Regions from separate parts of the Homo sapiens genome. Here regions 2 and 3 are each linked to region 1. A link is a contact called in ENCODE Hi-C or POLR2A ChIA-PET data. All regions are on one chromosome and are shown on one strand. The core of a region is the stretch at or near the end of the contact, and the rest is flanking DNA. Distances in the headings are between cores, read along the strand shown. Region 1 has its middle 170 kb from the start of RAD51B-AS1. Region 2 overlaps LOC105370547 (a long non-coding RNA gene). Region 3 overlaps RAD51B (RAD51 paralog B).

Evidence for each region. A loop is a pair of places that touch in the nucleus more often than their neighbours do. ChIA-PET counts read pairs that join two places held with the same protein, here RNA polymerase II (POLR2A). Pooled maps may share reads with other maps.
Region 2: a loop to region 1 is called in a pooled map, with 5 times the contacts of the local background. The contact joins two enhancer-like sites. A Hi-C loop is called at or near these places in 2 of 168 maps with a recorded cell type or tissue (GM12878 and endothelial cell of umbilical vein), 2 of 37 single-sample maps with no recorded cell type and 5 of 50 pooled maps. POLR2A ChIA-PET finds 5 or more read pairs at or near these places in 4 of 52 experiments (CD8-positive, alpha-beta memory T cell, MCF 10A, activated B cell and 1 more).
Region 3: a map of OCI-LY7 shows a loop between it and region 1 (3-fold over the local background). The contact joins two enhancer-like sites. A Hi-C loop is called at or near these places in 9 of 168 maps with a recorded cell type or tissue (B cell, CD4-positive, alpha-beta T cell, CD4-positive, alpha-beta memory T cell and 5 more), 13 of 37 single-sample maps with no recorded cell type and 13 of 50 pooled maps. POLR2A ChIA-PET finds 5 or more read pairs at or near these places in 10 of 52 experiments (B cell, CD4-positive, alpha-beta T cell, CD4-positive, alpha-beta memory T cell and 7 more).

What each region holds. Positions count from the first base shown.
Region 1 is chr14:68,510,295-68,513,807 of GRCh38, forward strand. It overlaps a transcript of RAD51B not described here. Among named protein-coding and RNA genes, the nearest start is that of RAD51B-AS1, 170 kb to the right of the region's middle. RefSeq lists an enhancer at 1-2,372. Within about 2 kb of position 1,962, at least 9 of the 41 ENCODE cell types and tissues checked have a DNase peak (open chromatin) inside an H3K27ac peak, as active enhancers do; they include B cell, GM12878 and OCI-LY7, where a contact is called at or near this core.
Region 2 is chr14:68,732,520-68,736,032 of GRCh38, forward strand. LOC105370547 (a long non-coding RNA gene) reads left to right here. Exons shown (of 4, transcript XR_007064227.1): 3 at 1,427-1,620. It also overlaps the pseudogene RNU6-921P. Among named protein-coding and RNA genes, the nearest start is that of RAD51B-AS1, 49 kb to the left of the region's middle. Within about 2 kb of position 1,857, at least 11 of the 41 ENCODE cell types and tissues checked have a DNase peak (open chromatin) inside an H3K27ac peak, as active enhancers do.
Region 3 is chr14:68,281,965-68,285,477 of GRCh38, forward strand. The region is part of intron 7 of RAD51B (RAD51 paralog B); the gene reads left to right. Among named protein-coding and RNA genes, the nearest start is that of RAD51B-AS1, 400 kb to the right of the region's middle. RefSeq lists enhancers at 1,401-1,470, 3,207-3,256, 3,307-3,366. Within about 2 kb of position 1,952, at least 18 of the 41 ENCODE cell types and tissues checked have a DNase peak (open chromatin) inside an H3K27ac peak, as active enhancers do; they include B cell, GM12878 and OCI-LY7, where a contact is called at or near this core.

The sequences.
Region 1 (3,513 bases), core at 712-3,211:
AAGACAGATTTTAGGAAACAAAAACACTGGACCAAATTAGACTGAGCCGGCCTCTGTCTCCAGGGAAGGGAGGTAGAGTAGGAGGCTGGGGGCGGGGGAGTGGCCATGTGGTTTTCATTACTTTGGATTCTCTTCCTGAAGCGAAGTCACCCAACACAAAGTGTATGGAGCGCCAAGGCAGCGGCCAGCCTCTGGAGCCCGGCTCTCCCTGGTAGAAGCCCTGGGTCCTGTTGGGGGGCTCTGGCTGGTTGTGTGTCTGTAATTAACAGGTTTCAAAGTGGTTATTTTGGAAAAGAGAATTTCAGTGGCGCGTCAAAATCCTTTCATCAGCCATCAGCTGCCGTCCCGAGGCCTTCAGCAAGGCCTGAGCCACTTAAGGCTTCTGAGAGCTTTAAATTCCCAGGGTCCTGTTTGAGAATGTGGAGGCTTTTGCCATGGGTTTTATTGGGCTGATGGTTGCCATGATTTTCATTATGTTATTTGGTTCCTGGGATCATAAAAATGTTTGCCTCTTCCTATAGTACCTAGGATCATTGAAAAGAAAAGGGATAAAAAAGCCCCTGCATTTGTAGCTGCTACATAGCATACAAACCATGGCTTCCTTGAGGGAAAAGGGCCAGCTCTGGCTCTGGGCTAGGGAAAATCATCAAACTGGAAGGGACAGGACAAGCAGCCACACCCAGTCTCCACCTCCCTCCCATCCAAGGACACTGAGGCCCAGAGAGATGCTCATCTAAAGCTGGTCTGGAATCCTGGTCCCACTCTCGGTCAGGTGCTCTTTCTCTCCCTGGTGACTTGAGGCTGTGAGTAGAGTTGGGAAAGGTAAAGGAGTCTGAATTCTGCTGAACTAGTGCTTTGGGACACCTCTAGGAGTGGAAGAAATGGTCAGATTTACAGGCAGCATAAAGTGAAATGCTGAAGTGGACAGAGGAATGATCCGGGCCAGCCTGGGCATTCTCATGGCCTACAGGACAGAGCGCTTCTCTGAGGCTGGAAGGGTTACTGCAGCCTTCACTTGGCACCCACAGCCCTGAGACATGGAAAGAAGGGAAACAGGTACCAAATCCCACAAGCCTCAGAGATGATTTCTCACTGCTTTGAATATGAAACCTCTGAAATCTGGTCAAGCTCCCAGAATCACCCTAGGGGGTGACAGGAATTTTGGTTAAGCCCGTATTATCTGATAAGTGGAACACTAACCTGGCTTTACTTCCTATTTTGATGATGGCTACCTTCCAGAACCTTCTTTCATGGAAAACATGAAAAATATTCTGGGAGAATTGCTATTAAATAACCTCTGCTGTTTAAAAACAAGGCCAGACCAGCAGACCTTGCTCTCAGCAGGACACATGTAAGAACTAGTCTACAATAAAGAAGCTATTAAGGCGTGTTCAGAGAATTAGAGAGTGTTGGAGCTGAGAGGGAAATTGGAGTTCAGCTAGGCCAGGCTTTCATTTTACAGATAGGGAAACTGAGGCCTCAGGGCATATCCAAAGTGATCTAGGGGGCATAGGGAGTCCAGGATTTGCTTGACTATCTCATTCTTCACAAGGCCACTGTTCCCCTTTTGGGTTGATATTGTAATTCATTCATTCATTCATTCATTCATTCAGTTTTTACTACCTCCTATGTGTCAGATGCTTCTAGGCACTGCTAATTTTGTTTCTTTGAAGTTTCTAGAGGTGGAATAAAACAGACACATTTCTGTGGACTACATTAAAGAAGGAAAGGACTTTTCCCCCCAAAATCTAGGTTTGGGGAAAGTCTGGTGACTTTTGTGAGCCTGGGGCATCTTTGGGAAACGCCTGCCCTCTTGAGTGTGCCTTTCAGATGAGTGCGAAATATCATTGTCAGATAAAGGGGTGACTTGCCTAGGCTGCCCCCACTTGCAGTGACCCCCACTCCCAACAGCCACCTGGCAGTGTGGCCCAAAGGAATCTGGAAGTGAACATCAGCAGAGATTCTCTGGATCCAAATTTGAGTGAGGGCTGGCGGGAACCCAGACTAGCTGGAGGCTGCAGATTGCATGGGTCTCTCCGTCTGTTTCTCATCATTCTCCTCCTACGGTTTGCTTGTCAGTCCTTTGCTCTTGTTTACCTCTATGTGGATAATTCCTCGATTATAAATCAGAGAACTTGGCACTGAGTTCTGGATTATCTGTGATCTTTAACTTTCCCAGGGCAAAAGAAATTAAACCAGCAAATCTCTTTGTTTCTCATGGTTCAGCATCCAAATCATGGAAGTGCGGGTCTGTGTAGAGTGAGACAGCCTAAGCCCACCTCTGCCCTGGCCCCCACACTCTAGGTGAGCAGTCATGCATGCATGCATTCATTTATTCACTCAACAAATATTCAGTGAGCACCCATGTGGCAGCCTCTCTTCTAGAAACTGGAGATACAGGGTTAAAAAAAGGACACTGTTCCTTCTTACCCTGTTTGCATCTTAGTATGGATGACAGTAAGCAAACAAACCAACAAACATACATACTAGTGATAAATGCCTTGAGAAAGGAAGCAGGTTAAGAGATGGCAGTGAGGGGTGCACTATTTTACACACAGTGGGGTCAGGAAGACCTCTCTGAAGAGGTGACATTTGAGCAGAGATTGGATGAAGAGAGAGTAAGCAATGTTCAATCCAGAAAGAACATTTCAAGCAGAAGGAATAGCAAGTGCAAAGGCCTGGAATAGGAACAAGTGTGATGTGTTTGGGGAACAGTAAGGAAGCCAGAGACTGGAGTAGAGTGAAAAAAGGGGACAACTGTGATACATTAGGTCAGAGCAGTGGGCAGGGGCCAGCCATGGAAGTGGTGACTTTGGGTTTTGTTCTGAGCTTCACAGGATGTCCTTGGAGGTTTTGGAGGAGAGTGATGCAGCAAAGATGAACATTCAGAGGCTATAGAGAGGCTCATGGAACAACAATGGGCCAGCTTGGGTTAAACACTGGCATTCAGACACATGGCAATGGTAGCTGCACCTCATGGGTGGTGCTTCCAGTGGGAACTGTTGAGAGCTACATGTTTCGACAGGGTGAGGCTGGGCCTGGGAGCTCACTACCTCTACCAATTAGTGTTAAGCCCAGAAAAAGGAAATGCTGCAGTTTAAATTGTAGGGTTGGAACCTGTGAGTCATATAAGCCCCAGCCAAATGGGCCATGGTGGGCTCTGGGAAGTTACTGGTGCAGGGTCTGAAGCCCCCAGCTGGGCTGTTTGGCCACCCATGGGGGCTTCCAGACACATTCGGAAGAAGCAGACTCAAATACAGACCCCACCTTTGGGGTCTGGCTTTATTTTTGGCTGACTGTATACTGTCTGGTCAGTTTCCTTCCCAGTGTCTTTTACTTTGGAAAAGGCAGGCCACCTCACAGGGGAGCAGAGAGAAAGGGGGAAACACATGGATTTGGGGCTCAATCAGCCCCACAACACAACCCTCACCTCATCACTTCGCTGGCTTTTGGAAAAGCTACTGAACCTCCCAGAGCTGCCAGCCACATGTGGCTGTTCACATTTAAATCAAT
Region 2 (3,513 bases), core at 607-3,106, 220 kb after region 1:
GGCCAGGCACAGTGGCTCACGCCTGTAATCCCAGCATTTTGGGGGGCCGAGGCAGGCGGATCACCTGAGGTCAGGAGTTTGAGACCAGCCTGGCCAACATGGTGAAACCCCATCTCTACTAAATATACAAAAAAATTAGCCAGGCATGATGGTGCACGCCTGTAATTCCAGCTACTTGGGAGGCTGAGGCAGGAGAATCTCCTGAACCCGGGAGGCGGAGGTTGCAGTGAGCCAAGATCAAACCACTGCACTCCAGCCTGGGAGACAAGAGCGAAAAGAATGAATAAGATCTGATATTTGATAGCACAACAAGGTGACTATAGTCAATAATGATTGAATTGTACATTTAAAAATAACGAAAAGAGTATAATTGGATTGTCTGTAACACAAAGGATAAAAGCTTTAAGTGATGGATACCCCATTTACCCTGATGCAATTACTACACATTGTATGCGTGTATCAAAATATCTCTCATGCCCCATAAATACACACACCTACTATGTCCCGACAAAAATTTAAAATTTTTTTTAATTTTTAAAAATTTGTTGAAAAACCATCAGCCCTGTTAAGTTGCTCACACGTGCTGTTGCAGCCCCAGCTCACCCGGTAGTAAATCCTGCTGACACAGGGTCCCCCACAGCTATGGGTCTATCCTTCCTCTGGTGTGGCAAGACTACATTTTCAGGAAGCTGCTGGGCAGAATGAAGCAACTCAAAGCTCAGGAGAAGTGTCTACGTGCCTTTTAGGGTTGGGGTTTAACCCAGCACTCAGGGATTTCCCAGCATGCAGACAAAGGCACTGACAGTTACAGCAGAAGCTGGAAGGGTGAGTCAAGCCAGGACTCAGCACGCTTGAACCCATCCACAGCTCCCACTCACATCATCCCACACTCCCTTTTCACATTTACTCCAAGCATCTGGAGCCCCAAGCTCCTGTGCCTCAACCCATGCCCTCAGTAACAGTATCCATTGCCAAGCCAGAATTGACTCCGGGCCCACCTTGCCACTCACTCAGAGTCTGTGAGGAGTGGGCACCGCACGCAGCCGTGAAACAGGCCAACTCACAGGTGGGCTCCCCACTGCACGTCTTGTCCGAAAAGACACCCCTCAGCCCCATCAGTGTTGACTTTGCATTGCGCCATTAGATTATTTCTTTCAGCTCTTCTTAAGACAAATGGCTGGCTGTTGGGAGGCTGGCCAGGGTTAAGGTGGAGCCTCAATGTGGCCATTTTCACAGCCCCGGCAAAGCCTGTGGTTGATGCCAAACCCCCATTGAACTGAATAGAATGGAGGAAAGCTAACCAACCCACCAGAATAATAATCACTAATGCTATGGAGTGATCACACAGCAAGACTGTTCTAAGTGTTTTATGTGTATTCATTTATTTTTACCTCATCATAAGTACTATTATTTTTCTATTTTATAGATGAGAAAACTGAAACAAGGTCACAAACCAGATGATCTAAAGGGTAGCCACTACTGCCTCCTAAAGAACCCCAATCAGGAATCCCAGATTAATTTGCCCAGCATCCTGTTTGGAAACCACATGTCCACCCTGCAACTGTACCTGGCTTGTGTCCCACAAGGAGGAAGATGCAGGGGACTCCGGAAGCTAAGGAGGTAGACATGGGGTTTACTTGGGTTAATGTGGCCGGGGAGTCAGGAGACCTTGATTCCCATTCTGGCTCTGCCCCTATCCGCATGAGGATGGCCAACTGTTCCAACCATGGGTTCCACTCTCCTCATTGCTCAGCCACCAGGTTTCCAGGTCCCTCAGGCCCCTGCACATCCTCAGATATCTGAAGAACAGTGATCGGTGTGACGACAGGGCCCCTTCACAGAACGAACTTGACAAAGAACCACTCACCGCACACACGAGCCTTAGAATGCACGTGTCAGTGTTTTGGGAAATATGTGCTGTTTTGAAATGTGTCTGGGCCATGAGCAAGTTTGGGGGGAGACAGGATAGGAGCTTTTCTTCCAGTTAATGAAGTGAGGCTTCATGGAGGAAGAAGATTTTCTTAGTCACATTTCCTGTTTCACACTGACCTTTTAAAAGGAAACCCACAAGTGAACCTGTGCTAGGGCCTGCTTGCAAAATCTACCCACAGGTATAATAAAGATGATCTAAATAAAGCCCACAGTAGGCCAAGCTTAACCTGAATCAGTGGAAATAATAAGATCACTAAGAAGGGCTGATGGCCTGAGATAAGAGACATGGTGGTGCTCCGTATACTGTAAATAGAAGTGACACGTGAGAGATTTAATGATTATTAAACAGGAATCTAAGCAGAGAGGCAGAGATAAACCATGCAATCTTTTCATCAGTCTCTAGGTACTCAGGGCTTAGCCACTCATTATAAAATGGAGACTCTAAAAAATTAGGAGAGATGGATGCAGTGATTTCAAAAGAAGTTGTGTTGATTGGGTTATAAAATTAATTATGGGAATTAAGATTACTTATCTGCAGAGGAAAAGACCAAGAGATAACTGAAGAACTTAAAGTTGGTAAGGGGCCGGGCTCGGTGGCTCATGCCTATAATCCCAACACCTCAGGAGCCTGAGACGAGAGGACTGCTTGAGCCCAGTTGTTCAAGGCTAGCCTGGGCAACACAGTGACACCCCGCATTTACAAAAATATTTTTTTTGTCCTCAGATTTGGTAGTGTGTGTTTCTAGTCCCAGCTACTAGGGTGGCTAAGACAGGAGGACCGCTTGAGCCTGGGAGGTTGAGGCTGCAATGTGCTGTGATCACACCACTGCACTCCAGTCTGGGTGACGGAGCAAAAGTCCATCTCAGAAAAAAACCAAAAAGTTGGTAAGGAATCAATTATTGGATGACACATTGCCATATCTACTGAGCACAGAATGACAGGCCCAAACAACAGCAGACAGATATGGGATGCTCAAGGATGTCCCAGAGATGGCCAGGTATGGTGGCTCACGCCTGTAATCCCAGCACTTTGGGAGGCCAAGGCAGGCAGATCACTTGAGGTCAGGAGTTCGAGATCAGCCTGGCCAACATGGTGAAATCCTGTCTCTACTAAAAATACAAAAACTAGCTGGGTATGGTGGCGCATGCCTGTAGTCCTAGCTACTCTGGAGGCTGAAGCAGGAGAATCACTTGAACCCGGGAGGCAGAGGTTCCAGTGAGCTGAGATCACACCACTGCACTCCATCCTGGGCAACTGAGCGAGACTCCAACTCAAAAAAAAAAAGAAAAAAAAAAGAATGTCCCAGAGATACCTGCAGAACGGTTGCTAAGGCCACCCAAGTCCAGGGGAGCTTCACCATCAGGCAGCACCCATCGCCATGGCTGTTTACATTAACTCAGGGAAGACGCCACAGAAATGTTAAGTTTTGAAAGCTTTGTTTTGTTTTGTTTTATTACTTTTTCATTTTAAAAAATATGGAATGCTTCACAAATTTGCGTGTCATCCTTGCTCAGGGGCCATGCTAATCTTCTCTGTACTGTTCCAATTTTAGTACATGCACTGCCAAAGCGAGCACTGTT
Region 3 (3,513 bases), core at 702-3,201, 230 kb before region 1:
GGCCAGGACATCCTTTTTTTTTTTTTTTTCTTTTGAGATGGAGTTTTGCTCTTGTTGCCTAGGCTGGAGTGCAATGGCGTGACCTTAGCTCACTGTAACCTCCACCTCCTGGGTTCAAGCGATTCTCCTGCCTCAGCCTCCCCAGTAGCTGGGATTACAGGCACGCACCACAACGCCTGACTAATTTTTTGTAGTTTTAGTAGAGACAGGGTTTCACCATGTTGGCCAGGCTGGTCTTGAACTCCTGATCTCAGGTGGTCCACCTGCCTCGGCCTCCCAAAATGCTGGGATTACAGGCATGAGCCACCATGCCCAGCCTCAGGACATCCTTTTTAACGGGCTTGTACCACATGATTGGGAGTTTGAATGTTAGTAACCATGATAGAAGATCTCCACTCCAAGGGCATCACCGTGGGAGGAAGCCTGCCCCTACTTACCATGTAAATATTTAGCCATTTCAATATATTTGTTCTGGACTTGTTCTTCTTATGTGTGTCTCCTGTGTTGAGTCTGTTTAATTGTAGGTTATTATTGTGTGTCTATATTGATGTCATTTCTTTAAGTACAGACACAGACAGCATTGCTTCAGCTGCCCCCACCCCTCCTTTTAAAAATAACACCTTACACAATATCCCTTCCTTGAGGACATCAAATAAATAACTTTTGTTCAAGAGCATATCTGATGAGGTGGCTAACTTGGAAATTTGTTCCTAGGCAGACCTTGTGACCTCTGTTTCAATACATAGTGAGTGGCCTTTGCTCCCATTTTATGCTACAGATTCACTCTGGAGATAGAATTGGTTGCACCTCTCCAGGCAGTGAGTTTGGAGAGCCCTTGGTGGTTAGGATGCCATTTGTGCTGGTGGCACAGAAATACAAGCAGTAAGCCCAGAGTTGCTTACTCTCCACTGGAGGTTTCTCAGAGGCTGGGGGGGACCCGAGACTCCTCTGCTTCAACTCCGCTCTACTATATGCCACTGGAAGTGTAGCTGAGGCTGAAGGGTATCAATGTTGGTATTTATCAGGTTGGACTCCCCCAAGTGCCCTATTTTCATACCTCCAAGGAGCAAGTGATTCAACAGAACTGTTTTCTTGGCCTCAAATGAGTCTAAGAAGGGGAAATCACTTAATACCAGCCGTCTGTGAGGGACCGATCACAAAGCTGTGTCTTTCTAATCCTCCTTGTAAATCAAAGGGAGGGGAATCCCCAGAGCCCAGGAGTACACATGAATAGAAAGCACCACAGGTAATAAAAACACCTAAAAAGGTCAGCAGAAACTCGGGGAGCTGCTGGAAATTCACCTCCTCTGCCTTTCTATGGGACTCAGTGGGCAGTGATCAGGTAGCAGGCAAGGATACCCAACTACACACCAAAGCAACTTGGCCACAGGACACGTACAGTGCAGCAGAAGGCTGGTAGGATAGTTTCTTCCACATCCATGTGAACCTCAGAGTCATCTGACCATTGGCCTTGTTCTCTTCCAGGTTCTAGCTGGCCAGAGACTTTTTTGGCCTCATACTAACTGCAAAATTGCACACAGTTGGCGAATACACCACTGGAAGCCACTGTGGCTGCATTGTCACAGTTCACCAATTGTGCATGTTATTTCCTGCAGTGGGCCCAAGATCACTGACAGGATGCCGTCGGGGTTGGGCTGAAGGTGGAAACAGCACACTAGCTTGCTGTTTGTGGCCTCTTTACAACTGCCGGCCCCATCTGAGATCCGGAACCAACACGTGCTAACCTCAGCCCATTGGGGCCAGTGGGGCAGCCAGCAGTGGAACCATAGCTCTCCACACCTATGTCTATGGCACGGTAGCTGCCGGCCCACAGTTTCCACTGCATCCCCTTGCATGTGCACCCCAAGAGAAGTAGGCCAAAGAGAAAGCTGCCTTAGGGAGCCACATGGTTATCTTGTGTGTTTACTTTTGCCAAATGGCAGACACAATTCTACTTCAATGCATTTTTCTGAACTCAGTGGTCAAAAGTAGCACGGAAGCACTACTTGCGTCAGCCCCCTCTGTGATTGAGCGAGTGTGTGCTTGTGCAAAGCTGAGGAGATTTTTTTTCACCTCCTCCTTCTGCATTCCCTCAGACTGAGCCACTCTCTTCTTTAGGGGCTCCCCTACTAGGCAGAGTGTTTCTCTAGCTTTGCCTGTGGATTTCACAGTGAAATCTACAGAAGACAGTTTTCCTCAGGGCTGATAATAAGAGGTATGAACTTATTAAGATTGGAAGCATTCTCACCATAAACACAAATTATTTCAAGTTGCTCCTTCATCCCCTTTTCCTTGGCCACTGCCATTGGTTCTGTGTAGGATGGATTTCTTAAGGTTGAAGATAAGCAATGCAAAGGTGGAATTTTGAGTACAGCACTCATCCTAATGTGGGTGAAATATATGAAACATTTATTCTAAGCAGACTGCTACATTAACAGTTGTTATACATTCATTCTCTGCATATCTTTTGTGGACTCAACACTTTTAGGTACAGAGAGGTTAGGAGAATTTCCCAGAATTGCACAGCAGGTTAGTGACAGTGCCAGAAATAAAAGTCTGCCTGACTCCCACACCCATGTTTTCTTCAAGCCAAATTGAAGTTTGGCCTCTTCTCCACAAATATTTCACAAGAAAAATTCCCCACAGCCTTTCAGAATTTCCCAGAAAACAATTGTTGTGCAGTCCTTCAAGATGGAAATGGCAGGCTGGAATATTGAAACCTTATCAGCTTTTATTCTAGAACTGACAGTTGATATTTTCTGAGCTGAAGCTAAGATAAAAGTTTATTTTTGTGTTTTTTTTTTTTAATCGTGGAATGATTTTTGATTTTCCAGAGCATGGCAAAACTAAGCCAGCAAATACTAAAACCACATTTGTTTTTGTGACGCTCAAACTCCGTAACAAATATTGGGTATCTCTATACAAAGCTGGATGTGGACAGGAAGGGTTTGGGATGGGGAGAGGCATGCGTCTGGGAGCGTGGCCTTTCTGGACCTACCCTGTTCTCACTCTCTTCCTTCTGCCTCTTGCCCTCATTGCTTTCCTTATTCTCTTTCTTCCTCTTGTCTCCTTCTCACCTCCAGCTCCTACCACAGCAGACAGGTTGGGGCAGACACCGTCATGGTTGGGGAGCAGGAGGACAGCATGGGGAAAACCACTCCAGGCCTTTCTCTCAAACCTTAGTGATGAAAGGACTCAATGGACCTGAACAATTTCTCACAGGAAAGTTCCGGTCTCTGTCTCCTTAAAAGCAAGGCATTCAGTAACCCTTAACAGAGCCAGGATTAAAACTTGAATTTCTGACTTATCCCAGGCCTCTGTTTGGATAGAAAGGCTAGGTCACTGTCATATATGGCAATTAGGATCACTTCAGATACAAAAGTAACATTTTTAAAGCTGTGCCTTAAGCAGAGAGACCATTTTTAGTACAAAAAGGAAAAAAAGATTAACTGTGCCTTCAGAGCTGATGAAAGGCAGAGCCTCGTCACTTTGAAAGCATTGGATTTAGTGCCA